Regions from separate parts of the Homo sapiens genome. Here all the other regions are linked to region 1. Evidence: chromatin contacts called from ENCODE Hi-C or POLR2A ChIA-PET data. All regions are on one chromosome and are shown on one strand. The core of a region is the stretch at or near the end of the contact, and the rest is flanking DNA. Distances in the headings are between cores, read along the strand shown. Region 1 has its middle 36 kb from the start of LY86-AS1. Region 2 overlaps RREB1 (ras responsive element binding protein 1). Region 3 overlaps RREB1 (ras responsive element binding protein 1). Region 4 has its middle 34 kb from the start of RREB1. Region 5 overlaps LOC124901253 (a long non-coding RNA gene). Region 6 overlaps LY86-AS1 (LY86 antisense RNA 1).

Region 1 (3,116 bases), core at 431-2,930:
GGACTCCAGGTTGAAGGTTATGTAACCCGAGCATGCCCAGATGAACCAAGTATGCGACCACAGGGGGACCTCAGTGCAAGACTGAGGAGTGGGAACTTAATTAAGAAGTGAACACGGCATGTCAGGATCCAGGATCCAATCATATCAGTTTCCAGCATCACCCCATGACGGGATCCAATCAGATCATGCCTCCCAGCATCACCTCATTGCAAGATCCAATCAGATCATGCCTCCCAGCATCACCTCATTGCAAGATCCAATCAGATCATGCCTCCCAGCATCACCTCATTGCAAGATCCAATCAGATTATGCCTCCCAGCATCACCTCATTGCAAAATCCAATCAGATCATGCCTCATGACCCCATGCTTATAAAACCTGTCCTAAACTCCAACTTGCAGAGACAGGTTGGAGTGTTTCCTCCTGTCTCCTTGCTGGTAGACTTGCAGTAAACCTTTTCTTTTCTTAAAAGCCAGTGCAGTGGGATTGGCCACAATGCACATTAGGCAGTGAGCCCATTGCTGGCTCAGTAACATCCTGACCAATCACTTTGACCCTACCCTGATTGGCTTAGCCTATGTCACATGCCCCACCCCTAGACCTGGATCAGAGTTATTCCCACTGGAACCACACATATCCTTAAGTGGAAACTGGGGAAGTTGCCAAGGGGTAAAGGGAGAGGAAGGGCATGTTTCAAACTAGGCCAAAGGACATGTCCAGATCATGTCTCGAATTAGGCCAGTTTTAAGTTCTAATTCTCTCCTAGCTGTTCACTGGGCAAGTGACTTTTATTGTCTAAGCCCCAGTTTCCTCATCTGTAGGTGCTGACCATAATAATAGTACCTATCTTGTAGAGACAGTGTGAGAATTAATGAGAAAATGCATGTAAAATGCTGAGAATAGGGCCTGGCACGTCACTCAATAAAAATAAGTCATTATTATGTTAAGGTGGGTGTTCACTTGCAGTGCTAAAGCCTCTTTTCCTAATTTACCTCTCCCATCCTCCTACATCATCAGAGCAAACAATCCTAGAAGCCCAGCCCTCACCCATAAGCCCACATTCCCTTCTGGGTCCTGAGATGGTCCCTTGGCATCTTGATTTCTTCTAAGTGTAGCTAGTTTTATTAGACCTGGCATGGGGGCATGTTCCCTGGGCCATGAACTCTGAAAAGAATTTAAGGAAAACATTTGGATACACCTTTCTGGCCCCCAAACAGAAACAATATAACCAGGCCAAAAGGGCCTATGAAAGAAAATGTGGGCCAGGTGTGGTGGTTCACTCCTGTAATCCCAGCACTTTGGGAGGCCGAGGTGGGCGGATCACTTGAGGTCAGGAGTTCGAGACCAGCCTGGCCAACGTGGTAAAACCCCGTCTCTACTAAAAATACAAAAATCAGCCTGGCGTGGTGGCACATGCCTGTAATCCCAGCTACTCAGGGGGCTGAGGCAGGGGAATCACTTGAACCCGGGAGGCAGGCAGAGGTTGCAGTGAGCGGAGATCATGCCATTGCACTCCAGCCTGGGTGACAGAGCAAGACTCTGTCTCAAAAAAAAAAAAAAAAAAGAAAATACGTGTATTTTTTTAATTAAACTTGTTTCCTGCACACAAAGACACACACCCAATGCCTGCATAACTAAATGTGACATCTGCAAATGTAACAATTACGTCTGCCTTCAGGAAAGATAATCCAAAATAGCTAGCACGAGAACAGAAAGGGCCACATCCTGATGACAACCCAGACTCGTTAGAATGGCGGAGTTTATTATCTCAACAGTTCAACTGCAGGTTTGAATTGGCCGTATTTTTCTCAATCAGCAAAACAAGTTAGTCTACCTAATTTTCCAATCATTTTATCAGGCAAGCAGGGGTCCTATAGGGCTTATAAAAGAGTTATTTTCATCTAGTTTGTAAATGTCTTCAGTTACTTAGTGTGGAACGGAAGCCTTCAGCTGCATTCAAATGCTCTGGCCTGAAATATTCTTCTCCCCTTGCGCCCAGCTTTCTTTTCACATGTGACACAAAACCACCTCCTTTCCTCCAGTGGTTTGGTCTCCTCACTTCTGTGGAAAAGGGTATGTATCAATGTTCCTTTAGCCAAAAACAATGATACCTTCTGCCAGCTGGTATTTTTCTGGATTTCCCTGAAACCCACCCAAGGGTGGAAAAACAGAAAATATCCCTGCCACCGAAGACTTTATCATATCATTTCTTTCCTTTTCTTCACTCAGAAGTGGTAGAAGAAAATTCAAGAAAGAGCCAGAGAACATCATTGACATAATCAAGGGGATGCAATAAGGTTTCCACATAAACTACAAAGATTAATATATGTGAGTGCAGAAAGATAACATCTGAGAAGGCAGAACAACCACCATGATAATAATAATTGTGTAAAAGCTAACAACGATTTGTGCAGGCTCTCTGCGCCAGCATTGTGCTCGGCCTGCATCTCAATACTTCATCTCCAGAACAGCCTGTGGGTGCGTAACACAATGGTCCACGTGATAGAAGAGGAAGTCTGGGTTTAGAGAAATTGAGGAACTGGCCTAAGGTTCCCCAGGCTTGTGAGCTCCATCAGTGAGCCAGGATTCAATTCTGTCTCACTCCAAATCCAGGCTCTTTCTACCTAATGTTGCTTGGCTGTTTGGAAAGACACCATATAATAAAGAAACACTTCATGGTTTTAGTTGCAGGCTTGCAGAATGTGTTAACTCAAGCAGCAAATGAGCTAAAAACAAAGGTAGGCTAATGACAGTTACATTAACTCAATGATGACAGCACAGAACAAAAAGGGATCATGAATACTAGTCAGTTTCATGATTTGTTCATGCTCTTCCACAAAAGCTTTTGGTCACTCACTGTCAAACCCACCTGGGTGAATGTGCCATAAGCATAATCTGGCTTTTTCACTGTTTTCTTCTTTCCCTTCGTAAATCTTTAGTCAGCACCTACGGTTTGCTGAGCATTGTATTAAGCACAATACATCAAATATAAAAAATAAATAATATATAGTATAATCCCAATTCAAACTCAGCTTATCTTTTAGGAAAAGGGAAGAAGAAGAGTACCAAAAATCTCCTGTGATGGAGAAACCATGGTAAGCAGCACAAGACAAGAAC
Region 2 (3,116 bases), core at 306-2,805, 500 kb after region 1:
CAAAGAAGTGCTGCTTTGCTCTGCAGACCTGAAAGGTCCTATGCGATTCTCTTACATACTTCTTAGTTCCCTCTCCCCAATTCTTTTAATTTTGTGTATTTCATGAATTTTGTAGTCTTAAGTTGTTAATTGAGGTGTTCTGGATTGTAATGTGTTTTGGTGTGTGTGTGTGACAGTGAAGGAGGTATTAATCTTTGTGAGAGGGTTTTTTTTTTTTTTTTTTTTTGAGGAAAATATTTTTAATGTTTCATTCCACAGTCTGGTAAGTTGTATACTGTTGACAGCTCATTACCTACATGTTAAACTGCAAAATGTTCCTAGATTAGTAGAACTATTATTTTTTTTTAAAAAAAGTAGCTTTGTGGTTAAATTCTGATGCCCTTAAAGAGATCACTTTCTCCTGTTTTGGCAAAACAAGTTATCAGTCCACACGTGATTACATAAATAAAATTGAAACCCTTTACTCTTGCTCCTCCCTACTCAATTAAAGTCAAGGGATTCCAGTAGTGGTATACACACACACACACACACACACACACACACAAATCCTCCAATGTATTTACTTTTCACATTTTTAATACATTTTAGCGGACTGAGCTTTCTAAATTATTAGCAACTAGTACATAATCATGTTGCAGTAAATAATTTTTTTAGTTAGTGAGAAACAGACCGAAAATAGGAGGTTAAAAACAGTTCATCTGTTTTGGTGAATAGAAGTGAATGAGAGTAGGGTAGAAATTCTGGCTGATTTTATAAAATATCTCAGATCTGTTTGATAGGTTGGGCTTAAGACTGATGATGTGGGCATCCTCTTTATAATGAAGTCAGGCTAAGCGAAGCTATGTTGAAGTATCAAACAAAGCCTGAAATCCCAGTGGCTCAACCCATAAAGTGCCGTTGCTTGTTGGTGTAGAATCCTCTGCAGGTCTGGCAGCTCTCTAGTATAGCTCCCTTACAAGTGGTAACCCAGGGATCCAGGCTGCTCTTGTCTTATAGCTACTCTGTCATTACACATGCTTCCAGGTTGCCACCACAAGGAAAGAGCTAGTGGGTTACATACTGACTTTGAAAGGCTGCAGTCTGGAAGTGATGGCTGGTACTTGTGCTCACAGCTCATTGGCCAGGACTAGTCATGTGACCTGCCTGACCACAAAGGTATACGGTTGCCAGGAAATATGGAAGAATATGTGGATATTCTTTGAGCAGTGAGCATCTTTGCTTTATTCTCCTTTTCCATTTCATCTCCATAAGGTTCTCTATGCACATAAACTAGATGAAGCTTAGGCCTGAAGCCTAGAACATAATGACACTTTGGTTCTCAAAGTGTGGTCCCCAGACAAGCAGCATTAGCATCACCTGGGAACTTGTTAGAAACACAGATTCCTAGGCCCCACTCCAGCCCTGCTGAATCAGAAATGTGGAGGTGGGGCCCAGAAATCTGTTATCATAAGCTCTCCAGGTGCATACTAAAGTTTGAAAATGACTGCCCAGTGGGAGTACAATGTTTGTAGCACCTGTTGAACTCATCACTGGGGACGTGAAGGACTAATAGACACTTGCTAATGTGAACGTACAGTATGTGTGCTCAGGTGTGAGCATGTATATGATAATAAAAAGCACTGAGGGATGGTATCATGTGTGCCAGACAGGTTTTAGCACTTTATAGATTTGACTAATCTATTTCTCAGAACAGTCATATGATTTCAGTATTATTATTGTCTCCATCTCACAGATGAGGAAATTGCAGAACTGAGAGGTTCCCTAACTGTCTAAGGGTCAGGCCACTTACCACTGCTGGCAAGTGGTAGAGGCAGGATTTGCGATGTGGTTCCAGAGCCTACTCCTTAACTACCATGCAATTCCGCTTGTTCATCTTTGGGTGGTTACCCACCGGGCCTTAAGGTAGTCTTTTCATTTTTTCTTGAATGGAGACAGTCTGTCAGAGTTCGCAGGAAGTGTGGTGTGCTGGTGACAGTTCACATTCCAAGTTAAGCCCCCTTACCACGAGCTTCATTCGTTGGTGGTTTACGTGTGGGGGGTGCTGGTGACAGTGTTGGTCAATACTAGAGGGGCATGGCTAGGCAGCAGCTGCCCAGTCATTTAAAACTGAACAATAAATAGAACGGGGTTGTTAGGGGCGGAACGAAGGGGCCTAGTGGGAAGTGGTTTCTCAGAGGGAGATAGTTCAGTCGCACTAGAAGAATATTTTCTTCAGTTAACCTATGTGTAATTTTCAGGCTTATGAGAAGAAAGGCCCTGTTCTCATCACCCTCCCTTTTGATTCTTCTTTGGTCTTTTTCCATCATCCATCTGCCTGCCCTGAGATGCTCATCTGAGGCCTGATTCCATCAGGTGGTCTGAAGAAGGTTTCTATGAAGTCTTTATGAGCTGGACTTCAGTTTTGTTTTGTTTGTTTGTTTGTCTGAGACAGAGCTTTGCTCTGTTGCCCAGGCTGGAGTGCAGTGGCACGATCTTGGCTCACTGCAACTTCCGTCTCCCGGGTTTAAGCGATTCTCCTGCCTCACTCAGCCTCCCGAGTGGCTGGGATTATAGGCCTGTGCCACCACACCCAGCTAATTTTCATATTTTTGGTAGAGACAGGGTTTCACCCTGTTGGCCTGGCTAGTCTCGAACTCCTGACCTCAGGTGATTGGCCTGCCTCAGCCTCCCAAGGTGCTGGGATTACAGGCGTGAGCCACAGCATCCGGCCAGGACTTAAGTTTTAATAGAGAAAATGTGTTTTCCCTTCCAAGAAACCTGATAAAATAGTTTCCTCCCCTTGCACTTGGGAAATCCAGATAGAGTTAGATGTGATTTAATCTTTTGAATTTTGAACTGATTGAAAAGGATTTTCCAAGTGACATTAAGAACTTGCATCCTTTTAAATTTTTTAATTATTAACTGCATTTTCTTTCTTCCAGGTGGGTCTATTATTTGTTGTTGTTTAGGTGTCCTTTGCTGGCCCATGTATTCCCTTGGCTTCTTTGTCTTTTGTGTTCAGCAGACTAGAACTGAGACAGCTCCTTGGCAGCTCTGTCCTGGACAGTACCGGCTTTAACTCTAGGTAGAAGATAAAGATAGCATCACCCCTTTCGGGTTTCATGTTGGCTGGGAAC
Region 3 (3,116 bases), core at 358-2,857, 480 kb after region 1:
GAGACCTTTCTGAAAAACCTGACTTCATTCTCTTGTGGTTCCATTTTCCTTTTTTTCAAATGGGGTCTAGTGGCTTAGCTGTGGTTATTCCACAGCTGATGCCTCTTTCATTGCTGTTCTTCTGGTTCTGACAACAACAGCATTCTTGCACCACTTAACTCTCCAAGATGCAGGCAGGGGAGGTGACTGCCTCATTTCTGATGTGCTTGTTAGCTACAGGAAAAGCATCTTAGTATTCTACCTTTGTCTAGGACTTGGGACTGGGAGCAGGTATTCCGTTTAAGTTTTATGTGCCATCTGTATATTTTCAAAAACATTTAACATGATCTTTATTTCAAGCTTTTATAGCCCTTTCAAGTTGCTCTAGGGGACTTAGCAAAACAGGTAGACAGTAAGTATGGATCAACTGAGCACAGGAAAGAATGGGATTTGGGAAGATCACATTGTTTGGATTTTCTGCTGATACTAAAGCTGGATTTTTACTACACAGGCAGGGAGAAATTACTGTCCTGTGGTGGACCTGGTGAGAGAGGTGGCATATGACTAAGCAAGTCAGCTGACCTCAATTAAAGGGCTGTGACCATCTGTACAATGGGACCAGTACCTCCTCCAACTGTTGGTCTCAGCTGAGTGAGATTCCCATGTCTGAGGAGGTGATCAGGGGTGATGATGACTTTTGATGGAACTGACCTCACACAGGTTTCTGGGGGAAAAAACCCACCAAACTTTATTTTAAGAATTCTAAAACAATTTTACAATTCTGATTTGAGTAGAAGTTTGATTTGAAAAGGGACTTCATCTGCACCTTCTCTCTTGCCTTTGTTTATAGATGTCAGTAATGCCCGTATTTTAAAAAGTTGAAATGAGTTATAAATTATATCTTAAGGATTTTAGTTTGTTTTGAAGAATTGTTTAATTGGCTAGGATTTCTCCCCCCTTCAGTAGCTTCAGATCCCAATGGCTAGGCAATATGGAGATAATAGTAAACAGGATTTTGTAAGAGATGTTATTTATTTATTTATTTTTAAATAGAGATAAGGTCTTGCTATGTTGCCCAGGCCGGTCTCGAACTCCTGGGCTCCAGCAACCCGCTATCCTCAGCTTCCCAAAATGTTGGGATTACAGGCATGAGCCACTACCCTCAGCCTGAGACATTATTTGAGGAGGAGGTCATGAATATATAATTAACTTAGGAGTACAAATGAAAAGTTTTCTCTTGAACCTACCTTTTTGAACAGAAGAGGTGATTTTTAGGTATAATGGTGTGCAAAGTAACAAATAACAGCCTCTAAAGACATTTAAAACAATAAATAAAGCATAAATATCTTTATTCAGGATGAACTGAGTTCTGAAGCCTGATGTTTTCAAGAGTTCTTTATTATCAGGTGGCTTGTGAAAGCCCGTCGTTAACCAAACGTGTTGTGTTTGCCTCAGAATTTTATTAAAAAGGTATGCATAGGTTCATATCCCCCTTATGTGAGGTGGCAGTGAAACAGAAACTTGATAGAAATATTGAGGAGGGGAAAAGATGAAGCCACCGCGGCACCTGGCCTCCCTCTTTCACTTCCCTTTCCAACTCTGCTCCTTTGAGATGTTCTTCGAGAAGATGGAGGAAGCTTGCTGGGTTTAGGGTCATCACCCAGGATCTGGCGACGGGAGTGCCTCAACATGGGGAGTTCCCTCCCCAAAGCCCAGAGCTAATTCGTCACATCCAGCTGCTGTCAGGAGTTGAGCAGTCCTGTCCCCTGGCTTTCCTGGGAAGGCCTGGGTGGAGGCGGCAGGAGCAGGCAAGGGACCAAGAGAGTGCCTGCTAGACCTGATGCCTCTCCCTTCCCCCCTGAGCCCCCAGGGAAGGAGCTGCCTTATAGACTCGGGTACAGGGAGGCAGGGAATAGAGGGTTGGAATCCAGAAAAGAGGGTGGAGGGCATGACTGCAGTTACTGCCATTGTCTCAGGACAGACAGACCAAGCCCTGGTACAGAAATTGTTTGGCTGTTGGCCTTTTCTCTTCAGATGTTTACATGCAGGAAGTGCCTTTGATAAAGTATGGTTTGCTAACATGAGTATGATATGCATGCGCATTTTTGGATGCCAAACACATAGGCAGATGAAACTAAGAAGCCAGATGCTAAGATAGTTGTTGATGAATTGAAACTAGCCTAACTGGCTCCACTGTTGGAGTCATTTGCTCAAACTACTCCAAACTTTTGTTTGGTCTACTGAAAACATTAGTTGGAAAGGTACAGCGTTAATTTAAGGCAGGGAAGCCTCCAGCACGTGAGAGTCGTGTCTCTCTCGGTGATGCTGGGAGGGAAGGATGGGAGATGAGAGTCATTTCACGGCCGCCTAGCTCCTCCTCTTCCTCTCCCTGCCCTGGAGCTGCAGCCTCAGCTTTCAGAGTCTCTTGCCTGGTGGTAGGCCCGGCGAGCGGTTGGATTTTAAGTATCTCAGTTATTTTCAGTATCATCAGTCATCACTTTCAGAGTTCCTTTTCTTTTTCAAGGGTACCCAGTCTAACTGTTTAGCTCCTTTTCAATAGCCCTCCTCACTCACTTACGCCTAGTCAGGAAGATTAATAATGTTAACTGATTTACTATCACTGCAAAAAGCATTAGTTAATTAGACTTTTACACCTCAGTCAGATGGCATTAGACACCCTTTGTGCACTTTAACTCAAGGATGTTAAAGACCTAAATCTTTCAGAAAAAAAGAAAAGAAAGAAAAAGGACAGGCACTTTTCCAGTTTAAGCTGCATGTTGGTCCATGTTAATTAGGCATTTGTCCTTTAGTCTGGAGGTGATAGAAAATGCCAGTTACTGTGGTATTTAACTGACATCAAACTCCTGTCCAAATAATTCAGTTGGGCCCAGCCTTCTCTCTTAATTGGTGGGAAGGAAAACTTCGGCACACACCCAGAATAGGGAGGAAACTGTTACGTTGAACATTTTGAAGTTTCATTCTGAAGGATCTGAAAGACACTTGAATATTTTTTAAATTAACTATCCAGTTGAGCTTTTTAAAAACAGTAACAAAAGAATCTCCCCTCAAACTTGAGCTACCCCAAATGATTAGCTTTTGTAAGTCTTCAGAAAATGAAAGTTTAGTCATTGTAATCC
Region 4 (3,116 bases), core at 275-2,774, 410 kb after region 1:
GTATGTAGCTTATGGCTCCAAGGCTACAAACCTGTACAGCATGTTATTGTACAGAATACTGTAGGCAACTGTAACACAACAGAAATTATTTGTGTCTCTAAACATATGTAAACATAGAAAAGGTACAGTGAAAATATGGTGTTATAAGGAATGTGTATATACTATCCCTCATGGGACCCCTGTCATATATGCAGTCCATTGTTGACTGAAATGCTGCAACTGTGTGTATTCCTACATCTCCCTACATACGTAGAATATATTATATTACATATGTATTAGTGTATAGTAAATATTCCTACATATCATATAATATATAGGAATATATATAACTTTTAAAATATATTAAAATACCTTAAAACTTTTGATGCTCTTATAAGTGGTATTTTTAAGTGTTTCTGTGTACAGTGTTGTGTTTAGTTAGTATGTTTTAAGAGCTGATTATGACCATCTTTGATAAATACTTAAATACTTGTGTTGCATGAGGTACTGCTTGGAGGCTGGGCACAGTGGCTCATGCTTGTAATCCCAGGACTTTGGGAGGCCGAGGTGGGCAGAACACTTGAGGTCAGGAGTTCGAGACCAGCCTGGCCAATGTGGTGAAACCCCCATCTCTACTAAAAATACAAAAACGAGCCGGGCGTGGTGGTGGACACCTGTAATCCCAGCTACTAAGGAGGCTGAGGCACGAGAATTGCTTGAAGGCAGGAGGTGGAGGTTAAAGTGAGCCGAGATTGTGCCATTGCAATCCAGCCTGGGCGACAAGAGCCAAACTCCGTCTCAAAAAAAAACAAAACAAAACAAAACAAAAAGAGAGAGAGAGAGATACTGCCTGGGACCAGAAATATGGACACTTTTATCTGGCTGATGGCCCATCACGATTACTGCTCTGTTCTCACAGGGTTGAACATTTTACTCACTTTACATGATTTTAAACCACTGTATCCCATTGACTTCTGTTGTTGAAACAGAGGATTTTGGCAGCCTGGTTCATTTTCTCTTGTATATCAGGTTCTTTGGGTTCACTATTTTCTTTTTAATAAGATCATGATATTTCAGTGTTTACCTATAGCTCACCCACCATTTAGGTTTTATTTCCAGTGCTCTCATGCTTCCCTAAATCCTGTACGAAAGATGCTATGTCAGGAGGCACGGTGACTCAGGCCTGTTGTCCTGGCACATAAGAAGGCGAGGTCAGGTGTTTGAGACTAGACTGAGCAACATAGGAAGCTCTCATCTATTAAAAAAACAACAAAAAAACCAAAAACAAAAAAACATGCTATGTCCTTGGCTATTCGAGCCACAGCTTTGTGCATTGACACACATCCAGCATCAGCAAGCTTTTTCTAAATGAGAACAAGCGTCATTCCTTTGTCCATTTGTCAGACTTGTCACATATGTCTCTATGGGATTATAGTTTTTTTAAAAAAAGAAAAGAAAGTAAAGGGGGAAATATCTGTAGGTTCCCCTTGCCTGTGTGTTCCTCTGCTTTCAGCTCTTCAGCACAGGCAGTCTCGGTCACGTGGCCCTGCTCACGCAGGGCCCAGACCCACGCTGCGAAGCTCTGTATGATTGTGTTTTGGGTTGCAGGAGGCAGAAACTCAAAGTGAAACCAATGAAAAAAACCAATGTGTTCTTAATGGTTTTTACCTAAACCATAAATCCCTCTCTTCGAGGGAGAGGGGAATCACCCAAGATTTGGCCCAGTTCCCTCATTAAGTTCCAGGGCTATATTTGTCTGTATTTTTTCTTTTCTTTTCTTTTTTTTTTTTTTTTTTTGTTCATATGTGTGTCAGTTTGGTGACGACCTGTGTCCAACTCACTCAAGGAAGATATTTAAAATGCAGATTCCAGGGCCTGATCTAGACTAAGGGAATAAGACAGTGGGAAGAGGAGGAGGTAGAGAGTTGAGTCTCCTGACTCCCTGGTGGTGCTGACAGTCAAACAGGACTTACTAACAATGATGAAGGTATTATGGGCTCAGATTTTTATCCATCACTACATTATCACTAAATTTTTTTTTTTTTTTGAGACCAAGTCTCACTCTGTTGCCCAGGCTGGAGTGCAGTGGTGTGATCTTGGCTCACTGCAACATCCGCCTCCTGGGCTCAAGCGATTCTCCTGCTTCAGCCTCCCGAGTAGCTGGGACTACAGGCGCACACCACCATGCCCAGCTAATATTTGTATTTTTAGTAGAGACGAGGTTTCACCATGTTGGCCAGGATGGTCTCGATCTCTTGACCTCGTGATCTGCCCACCTCAGCCTCCAAAGTGCCAGGATTACAGGTGAGAGCCACCGTGCCAGGCTTAATTTTTATATTTTTAGTGGACACAGGGTTTCACCATGTTGGCCAGCCTGGCCTCGAACTCCTGACCTCAGGTCATCCACCTGCCTCAGCCTCCCAAAGTGCTGGGATTACAGGCATAAGCCACTGCGCCTGGCCTAATGGAACATTTTTTACCAGGTTTAAAATAAGATATCTAATGCCAGATGCTGTGGCGCACACCTTTAGTCCCAGCTGCTTGGGAGGCTGAGGCAGGAGGTTTGCTTGAGCCCAGGAGTTTGAGACCTGCCTGGGCAACATAGTGAAACCGCATGTCTATATGAATAAAATAAATAAATAAATAAATAAATAAATAAATAAAATAAATGAAATAAGATAGCTAACACTTATTAAGTGCCATGTGTCAGGCAGGCACTTCACATTTAAACCTATGTGTAGGCTACTATTGTTAGTCCCACTTTATAGAAAAGGAAACTGAGGCACATAGAGTTTAAATGCTTTGCCCTGAGTCAAACACCTGAGGCAGAATTGTCATGTTCTTTGACAATCTTCAAAGCAAATTCACGATATTTGTTAATTACAAAATAACGGAGTCTCTGGCACAAATGGGCCCAAAGAGTCTGCTTGGATCATAATCATGCCTTGGTGCTATATTAGGTCCCTTATAAATTATTCATTCTTTTAGCAAGTTCTTACTGAGCATTTAGAGTCCCCGTGGCTTGGGACAGGTATTCCACAAAAGGGAGGGATGTACAGGAAGTTATACAGACAAACTAGAAACTTCTTAGCAGATGCCTGTGCATAAATGAGAGGACTTGGATTAGGGCTGGGGGG
Region 5 (3,116 bases), core at 269-2,768, 330 kb before region 1:
GCCCCAGTCAAGGAGCTGCAGCTGATGGTGCATGGAGCAGAGAGAAACTGCCCTGCTGAGCCCTGCCAAAATCATAAAATTGTGAGCAATGAAACAAAGTGGCTGTTATTTTAATCCACTAATATTTGGGATAGTGTGTTACATCGCAATAGATAACTGAGACACATTCATCAAATAAATATTTATCTAACCTGCTGTTTATAATAATAATACAACACTAATATTGAGTATGCTGTAATATATAGCAATATAATTAATATGGTAATATTTATCTATCTATTATTGACAGACTTTGTGATGAGTAGGAAATTGTATCTATCTTTAAGGCCTGCAGTCAAGAAGGGGAAACTATATTAAAAGCTAGTGTTTTGGAATTTCGTCAACAAGTCTGTTTCCACGATTTAATAGACTTCAAAATATTCTGTGTTTTCCTCCTATAACAAATATGTTCCTTGTGGACCTAATCTGGCATATAATATATGTACAAAAATACAAGTTAATTAATGAATTAAAGTCAGTGGAATCTCTTATGTCAGTGAAAGCAATAGGGTTGCTGACAAAAAAAGAAAGTAAAAGTTTTTAGTGAATTGTATATGCACCACTGGTTTTTATTTCACCTTTATCTTAAACAGTCAGCCACTCACTTAAACTTTGGCTTCTGAGGCTGAGAGCCACATAAAAGGGAGCACTAAATAACTGCAAGTGTAAAGAATGATTTGTGCTCCCTAAAATGCTTTATTCATACAAGGGAACTGAGGCTTGGAGAGGCAAAGGGGCTTGCTCATAATCACACACCTGGCACATTACGGATTTCAGACTCAAACAGACATTTTTAAAACCAAGTCCATTGTCTTGGCTAAAGTACACCTTCTCCAAACTCCTATCTTTCTCTTACTCAAAATTTCCCTTCAAATCTACACATTCCAAGATCTCTCTTAGAGCTGGGCCCATGGTGCTCCTGGAAGATATGATTGGATTTCTCCTCACCCTCTGAGCAGTGTAGGCACAGGTCTTCTGGTGCAGGGGATGGGGACATTAGAATGTGGCAGCTAGCTGGTACCTATTGGAGACCACCCCTGTAGGTGGGGTGACTCTACCACTCTGGTCTGTCAACAGAATAGTTTTTATGGGACCCTCATACGGGTCAGGGACTCTGTTATGTGCTGCAAGGGATTTGCAGGGAGCAAGAGAGAGGTCCTTTCCCGCAAAAGACTTACGGTCAGCCCCTAAGCTTCTCGGTGAAGGGAAGAGCAACATTGAACATCCGTCTTGGACACCTTGCCCCTTGGTTCTTCTATCTCACGAGTGCCTCGCAGTGGCTCTGCCTGTGGACCCTTACTCATGTTCTCTGGACCAGGGTTGTTAACCATAGCAGGTTAGAACTGCCCATTTATTCTAAATACAACAGCCAACTACCATCTTTATTTCAACCCTCACTTCCCACCACTTCTTCTCTAGTCTCAAAATGCCTTTCAGCATAGGCAGGAAATATGACAGAAGAAAGTCCCAGTCGAACAAACAATAACCGAAAATGCTCTTTGTTGCTGGGCCTTGGCGATCAAAGCCCTGCACATGTTTGCCAGCTGTAGTTCAGATGGTTTCTATTTCACTCAGCATTAATTTTTTATGAAATCTGTGGCCCAGGGGCCCATAAGCGGCTTTTAGTTCTTCATTCTATACTGTCTGGTCTAATTGCCAAGGCATGGTAAGACTCAGATTTTAAGGTGTCGTTAATGTATTTACCAGCCTTCCGGTCTACAGGCAGGCTCACCTCTTTGTGTGGGATTTTAATCATGTTTTGTTTTTAGAAAGGAAATGAAGGTATTCTTGGACTAAATATACTTGCTTTTCTTTGGATTTATTATCAGTATTTCACATCAGCGAGACAGCATACACAACACTGCCAATCCCAAACCTCAGACTTTATCTTCCAGTTTAAGTTTGATTCTTAAGAAGCATATGGAGTCTGTGCAGTGGAGGTAAGGCCTGTTTAAAATGAAGGCTGTTGTTTGTATGAAACATGCTTATTTAGTAGTTTATGATAAGGGGCCTGCTGACCCCAAAGGCTATCTTTCTTCTCACTTAGCAGCAGCAGCCTGGACTTTGTTTCAGATCGTCTCTGGATGCTGTAGCAAAGCCAGCAAGTGACTCACTGTCTGTCCTCAAACTCTTTGCAGCCCCCATTACTGAAGAGCCCCACAGACAACTTAGAAAACACAGTGATGGGAAAGTGACAGTGTTTGCAGAGTTGCTGGTTGCCAGGGGTCTACATGCAAGGCCAGTGCCGCGATCATTTTCATGAATTTCAGATGTCCTTTCTCTTGCCAACTTCGTGTGTTTTCTGAAAAATAATAAGAAAAAAAAAAAAACCCAGTCATCTGGCCTTACTTCCTTAAACCGAAGCTATTAGAGGTATCCAGGATCTGACTAGGGCAGCTAATTTTCTTTCAGTAGTGATTATAGCTGCACACCCTGCACAAACCGCATGCAAGACTCCCCCTCAACATAATTTTACATGCTTCACTTCTCCAATTGGCTCCAACTGTTAACAGAGCCCAGGTTTTGCATACACAGCCACACTTGGGGAGAAAGAAAAATACTTTGTTGCAGGCAGTTTTGCCTTGATACTTGGCACTACTCCATTTCCTGACTGCGTTACACTCCCTTCCCTCCCAGGTACCTGAGACTTCTTCATGCATCTGAGTGTCTGGCTTTTGATGCAGCTCCTGGTTAGGAACCAGCCCTCTCCATGGTCATTAGCTTCCTTTTTTTTTTAAAAAAAAAAAAAAAAAACTACCATCTAGTAGGCAGCTTCTTCGGCACTATTGTTAATCTGAGAATTTGCTAGTACTTAACTCACTCTTCACACGCCATAAAAATCTCTATTCTTTGAAGTGTCTAAGTGTGTGATGGCTGAATGTGTTGGGAGGAGCTGTGTTTCAATATGTTTTTTACTTTTGTTCTCAGGCCAGAGAAATTTCATTCAGTTTCATGTGTTCAGTCCTTGAAACAAAAGGCAGTGCTTCTATTTGAAGCTTTGGTTCATTTAAAGGAAGTAATCAATTCTGTTCTGTGAGTATTCACTGAATACTTCCTAGGACCTATGAACTGATTCA
Region 6 (3,116 bases), core at 617-3,116, 270 kb before region 1:
CAATTCCCTGCTGAATTATTTCCAACTGGAAATTTTATTCTCTGTTATTTGCAGAATTGCTAAGTTCAAACTCCTCATGGTACTCACCAGAAAAGCCTTCTCTCCAATTTCCCTGCTTCAGTACTAATACACACATTTCTGCAGCCATCCATTTCTCAATGACAGCACATCAGCAGGCACTCAAGGTTCTGAAGAAGACATGCAGAGTGTAGCTTGTGATTGGTCAAAATGAGACTGACAGAAGCTGATCACCGAGGCATGAGCCTGGCATACCAGCCATTACAGGTGAGGGAGAGGCTCATTTTGGTCAAGTATACATTTTTTTATATATGTATATTTTTTATTATACTTTAAGTTCTAGGGTACATGTGAACAACACGCAGGTTTGTTACATATGTATAAATTTTTATGTCCACTTAATAAGTAAATTCATAATTATCACCTTCTCATCAATAACAAAGAAATGAAAGAATGCAAGGTAGTTCTATTCAATGTGGGCGTGTTTCCTCCAATCATGAAGACACTCTTAAACCCCAGCTTAGCCATCATTGTTGAAGAGTTTAGCGTGCTGCCTAAATAGACTAGATGCTTAATACTTATTTGTTGAATGAATAGAAATAAATCTATTTTCAGGGAATAAAACAACATCAGAAATCTAATCCTATTTCTCTTCTGGCATAGGACTACAGCTATTGAGCACTTGAAATCTGGCTAGTCTGAGTTGAGATGTACTCTAAATATAAAAGCAGCACTGGATTTCAGTCCTAGGATGTAGAATATTTTATTAGTAATTTTATATTGAATATTGATTATATGTTGAAACAATCATATTTTGGGTGTATTGAATTAAATAAAATACATTATTAAAGTTAACTTCACTTGTTTCTTTTTACTTTTTAAATATGACTTGTAGAGATTTTAAAATTATATGCCCAGCTTATATGCTATTTCTATTGGACAATGTCGTTGCAGACCCCTCTGTGGGTGCTACTGAACTCCTATTCATATTTTGGCAATGAAGAGGAGTTATTTGTTCTATGGGGGGCCCGTTCCATTGTATGGTAGCAGCCTAATTGAAAGAATATTAAGTTGAAATTAGTTTTTCTATCATTTCCATACTTCAATCCCAGGCAAATGCCCCACCCTCACCTTGTAATTTCATCGGTCAAATGAGGCAGCTGCGCTAGGTGACCTTGAGGCCCTCTCCCTGTCCAGCCATGTAGGAATCCTCTATTCCTGCCCTCCTCCCCCTTCCACCCAACAGCCCTCCAAATCCTTTCAGGCAGCCCTCAGATCTCTTCTTAGCTTCTGCCAGCTTTTCTCAGCTCCTCAGCACCTCTGAGAGCTTTGCAAATCATCCCTTCACAGCATCATCATAAAATATCTCACCGGAGCCAGTTTGAGGGGGAGGCAGCTTTTGCAGCTCCCAAGAGGGCAGATGCCACTCCCTGCCACCAGGTCTCCATGGCCCCTCCCACACTTGGAGAGTGAGGGCTCCGGGGAGGGTGGCTCTACTTCACTGCAGAGAAAATGCAGTCGGTGAGAGAAAGAGATACACTGAGGCTCCAGAGAGTGTAAAACAAGCATCTCGTCACAAAACAGAGAGGAAACTAAGTCTGGGATTTATTGCTGAGTCCCTTCTTCTGATAAAGAAGCCAGAGGAGCATCAACATTTTCCTTGGAGTCGGGAGTCCTTGGCACCCTCTCTCTGCAGAGTGAGTTCCATCTGAAAACTCTCCTTGGCTGCTCATGCCAATCTGCCTTTCTTCCAAACAAGGACATGAAATCACTCTCTCTAGAACGCAGATTCCATAAGGCTCCAGAAAGAGACTAGGTTTCATTTTAGCCATCAAGGCCCTCTGGCCCCATGCGCTGTTAGCTGGGTGGCCCCTCTTGGCAGAATGACTTCAAAGGGTATTTCCCACCTAAAAGGCCAAATATGTTTTTATAGTTACACCCTCACAGCTTCATTCTTCAACTCAGTGTCTCAGTTCCCTTTTTGCTGATTTCAAATAATGTCCTAGCAGCTTAGACTTATTGCTTTCCCCCTTTCTGTTCAGGTTTTGGGGAAATATTATATTATATATATATTATATATTAATATATATAATAAATAAATATATATATATATATATCATATATATGTTAAAAGAATCAGACTGTAAGCCATTGCCAGTGCACCCCTCAATTATCGGTGAGTCTCTTTCTTAGGAGTCAGCAGTCACTCAGCTCCGTGATACTGCATCTGTGTTGGGCTACACATAAGACAATGATCTACTCCTGGTGTGTTTTGTTTCCACAAATGACTGCACATATTTCCAAATTTTTCAATTGCTTAAGAATAATTGCAGCCCCCAAAGGCCAGTTGTTTGCAAGTCATTTCCCTTGGCATAGACAATCTAATCCATGATCCATATTGGATGCAACTCTCCTGATGTCCTCGACACCCAGAATTTGCCAATACATGTTTTTGAAATTAAGAAGAATTAATACATGAGGCTGGGCTTCTCTAGTCCTGTCTTAATCATGGGTAAAATTCAGCATGGGCTGTATTCCTTTCAGCAATGCCCACGCCATGCCAGCTACTGGACTTGGAGAACTTGAGGAGTGAAGACAACAGGCAATTATCATACTGTAAATGTGTACTGTGTTAGGGATGGTATAGGCAAGACTCAAATCAGCACCTTGGCACCATCAGAGCTAGTTTAGCTGTTTATAGCTCAGACTCATTTTGGTTGGTCAGAAGAGACTCCGACCTAGCTGGTGGGGGCAGTGGGACAGTTGATAAGCCCTGGAGGATTTGTCAACACCCATGGGACCAACAGAGGCAACAAACTCAAACTTTTCCAGTGAGGATGAAAGCCACACAACCCTGTCACTGTATCTTTGGGCTGACCCTCTGACCTCTTAGATGCTGAATCCACCCCTGCCTTCCTGTTCCTGCCACTGCTGTCTTCCTCACCAGGCCCTTCATGCTTGCCTCCCATCAACTGTCTCAGGTCCTGATGCCTGGCAGCCACCCAGACCCAGTATAGCGTATTTTGTCCTCGGGGCTTTTCAGAAGCCTTGAGCTTCTTGACAAACTTTCGCTCCAGTTGGAGGGAGGTCATGTGGTA

What was found. Hi-C counts contacts between places; a loop is a spot of excess contacts on that map. ChIA-PET counts read pairs that join two places held with the same protein, here RNA polymerase II (POLR2A). Pooled maps may share reads with other maps.
Region 2: a loop to region 1 is called in a pooled map, with 2.2 times the contacts of the local background. The contact joins two enhancer-like sites. A Hi-C loop is called at or near these places in 2 of 50 pooled maps. POLR2A ChIA-PET finds 5 or more read pairs at or near these places in 4 of 52 experiments (T-cell, activated T-cell and activated naive CD4-positive, alpha-beta T cell).
Region 3: a map of naive thymus-derived CD4-positive, alpha-beta T cell shows a loop between it and region 1 (2.7-fold over the local background). The contact joins two enhancer-like sites. A Hi-C loop is called at or near these places in 1 of 168 maps with a recorded cell type or tissue (naive thymus-derived CD4-positive, alpha-beta T cell) and 7 of 50 pooled maps. POLR2A ChIA-PET finds 5 or more read pairs at or near these places in 5 of 52 experiments (activated CD4-positive, alpha-beta T cell, activated T-cell, activated naive CD4-positive, alpha-beta T cell and 1 more).
Region 4: a loop to region 1 is called in a pooled map, with 4 times the contacts of the local background. The contact joins two enhancer-like sites. A Hi-C loop is called at or near these places in 4 of 50 pooled maps. POLR2A ChIA-PET finds 5 or more read pairs at or near these places in 3 of 52 experiments (B cell, K562 and activated B cell).
Region 5: a pooled map shows a loop between it and region 1 (5-fold over the local background). The contact joins two enhancer-like sites. A Hi-C loop is called at or near these places in 6 of 37 single-sample maps with no recorded cell type and 4 of 50 pooled maps. POLR2A ChIA-PET finds 5 or more read pairs at or near these places in 2 of 52 experiments (A673 and activated B cell).
Region 6: a map with no recorded cell type shows a loop between it and region 1 (3-fold over the local background). The contact joins two enhancer-like sites. A Hi-C loop is called at or near these places in 3 of 37 single-sample maps with no recorded cell type and 2 of 50 pooled maps. POLR2A ChIA-PET finds 5 or more read pairs at or near these places in 2 of 52 experiments (Caco-2 and OCI-LY7).

Annotation. Positions count from the first base shown.
Region 1 is chr6:6,657,376-6,660,491 of GRCh38, forward strand. No RefSeq gene overlaps it. Among named protein-coding and RNA genes, the nearest start is that of LY86-AS1, 36 kb to the left of the region's middle. Within about 2 kb of position 1,681, at least 8 of the 41 ENCODE cell types and tissues checked have a DNase peak (open chromatin) inside an H3K27ac peak, as active enhancers do; they include B cell, where a contact is called at or near this core.
Region 2 is chr6:7,152,901-7,156,016 of GRCh38, forward strand. All of the region lies in intron 1 of RREB1 (ras responsive element binding protein 1), which reads left to right. Among named protein-coding and RNA genes, the nearest start is that of RREB1, 46 kb to the left of the region's middle. Within about 2 kb of position 1,556, at least 5 of the 41 ENCODE cell types and tissues checked have a DNase peak (open chromatin) inside an H3K27ac peak, as active enhancers do.
Region 3 is chr6:7,135,429-7,138,544 of GRCh38, forward strand. All of the region lies in intron 1 of RREB1 (ras responsive element binding protein 1), which reads left to right. Among named protein-coding and RNA genes, the nearest start is that of RREB1, 29 kb to the left of the region's middle. RefSeq lists an enhancer at 1,584-1,653. Within about 2 kb of position 1,608, at least 32 of the 41 ENCODE cell types and tissues checked have a DNase peak (open chromatin) inside an H3K27ac peak, as active enhancers do.
Region 4 is chr6:7,072,412-7,075,527 of GRCh38, forward strand. No RefSeq gene overlaps it. Among named protein-coding and RNA genes, the nearest start is that of RREB1, 34 kb to the right of the region's middle. RefSeq lists an enhancer at 1,249-1,488. Within about 2 kb of position 1,525, at least 5 of the 41 ENCODE cell types and tissues checked have a DNase peak (open chromatin) inside an H3K27ac peak, as active enhancers do; they include B cell, where a contact is called at or near this core.
Region 5 is chr6:6,329,978-6,333,093 of GRCh38, forward strand. It overlaps LOC124901253 (a long non-coding RNA gene), which reads left to right. Exons shown (of 2, transcript XR_007059428.1): 2 at 1-190. Among named protein-coding and RNA genes, the nearest start is that of F13A1, 11 kb to the left of the region's middle. RefSeq lists an enhancer at 1,835-1,884. Within about 2 kb of position 1,519, at least 3 of the 41 ENCODE cell types and tissues checked have a DNase peak (open chromatin) inside an H3K27ac peak, as active enhancers do.
Region 6 is chr6:6,389,530-6,392,645 of GRCh38, forward strand. The region is part of intron 4 of LY86-AS1 (LY86 antisense RNA 1); the gene reads right to left. Among named protein-coding and RNA genes, the nearest start is that of F13A1, 70 kb to the left of the region's middle. RefSeq lists enhancers at 1,775-1,824, 2,773-2,942, 3,073-3,116. Within about 2 kb of position 1,867, at least 6 of the 41 ENCODE cell types and tissues checked have a DNase peak (open chromatin) inside an H3K27ac peak, as active enhancers do.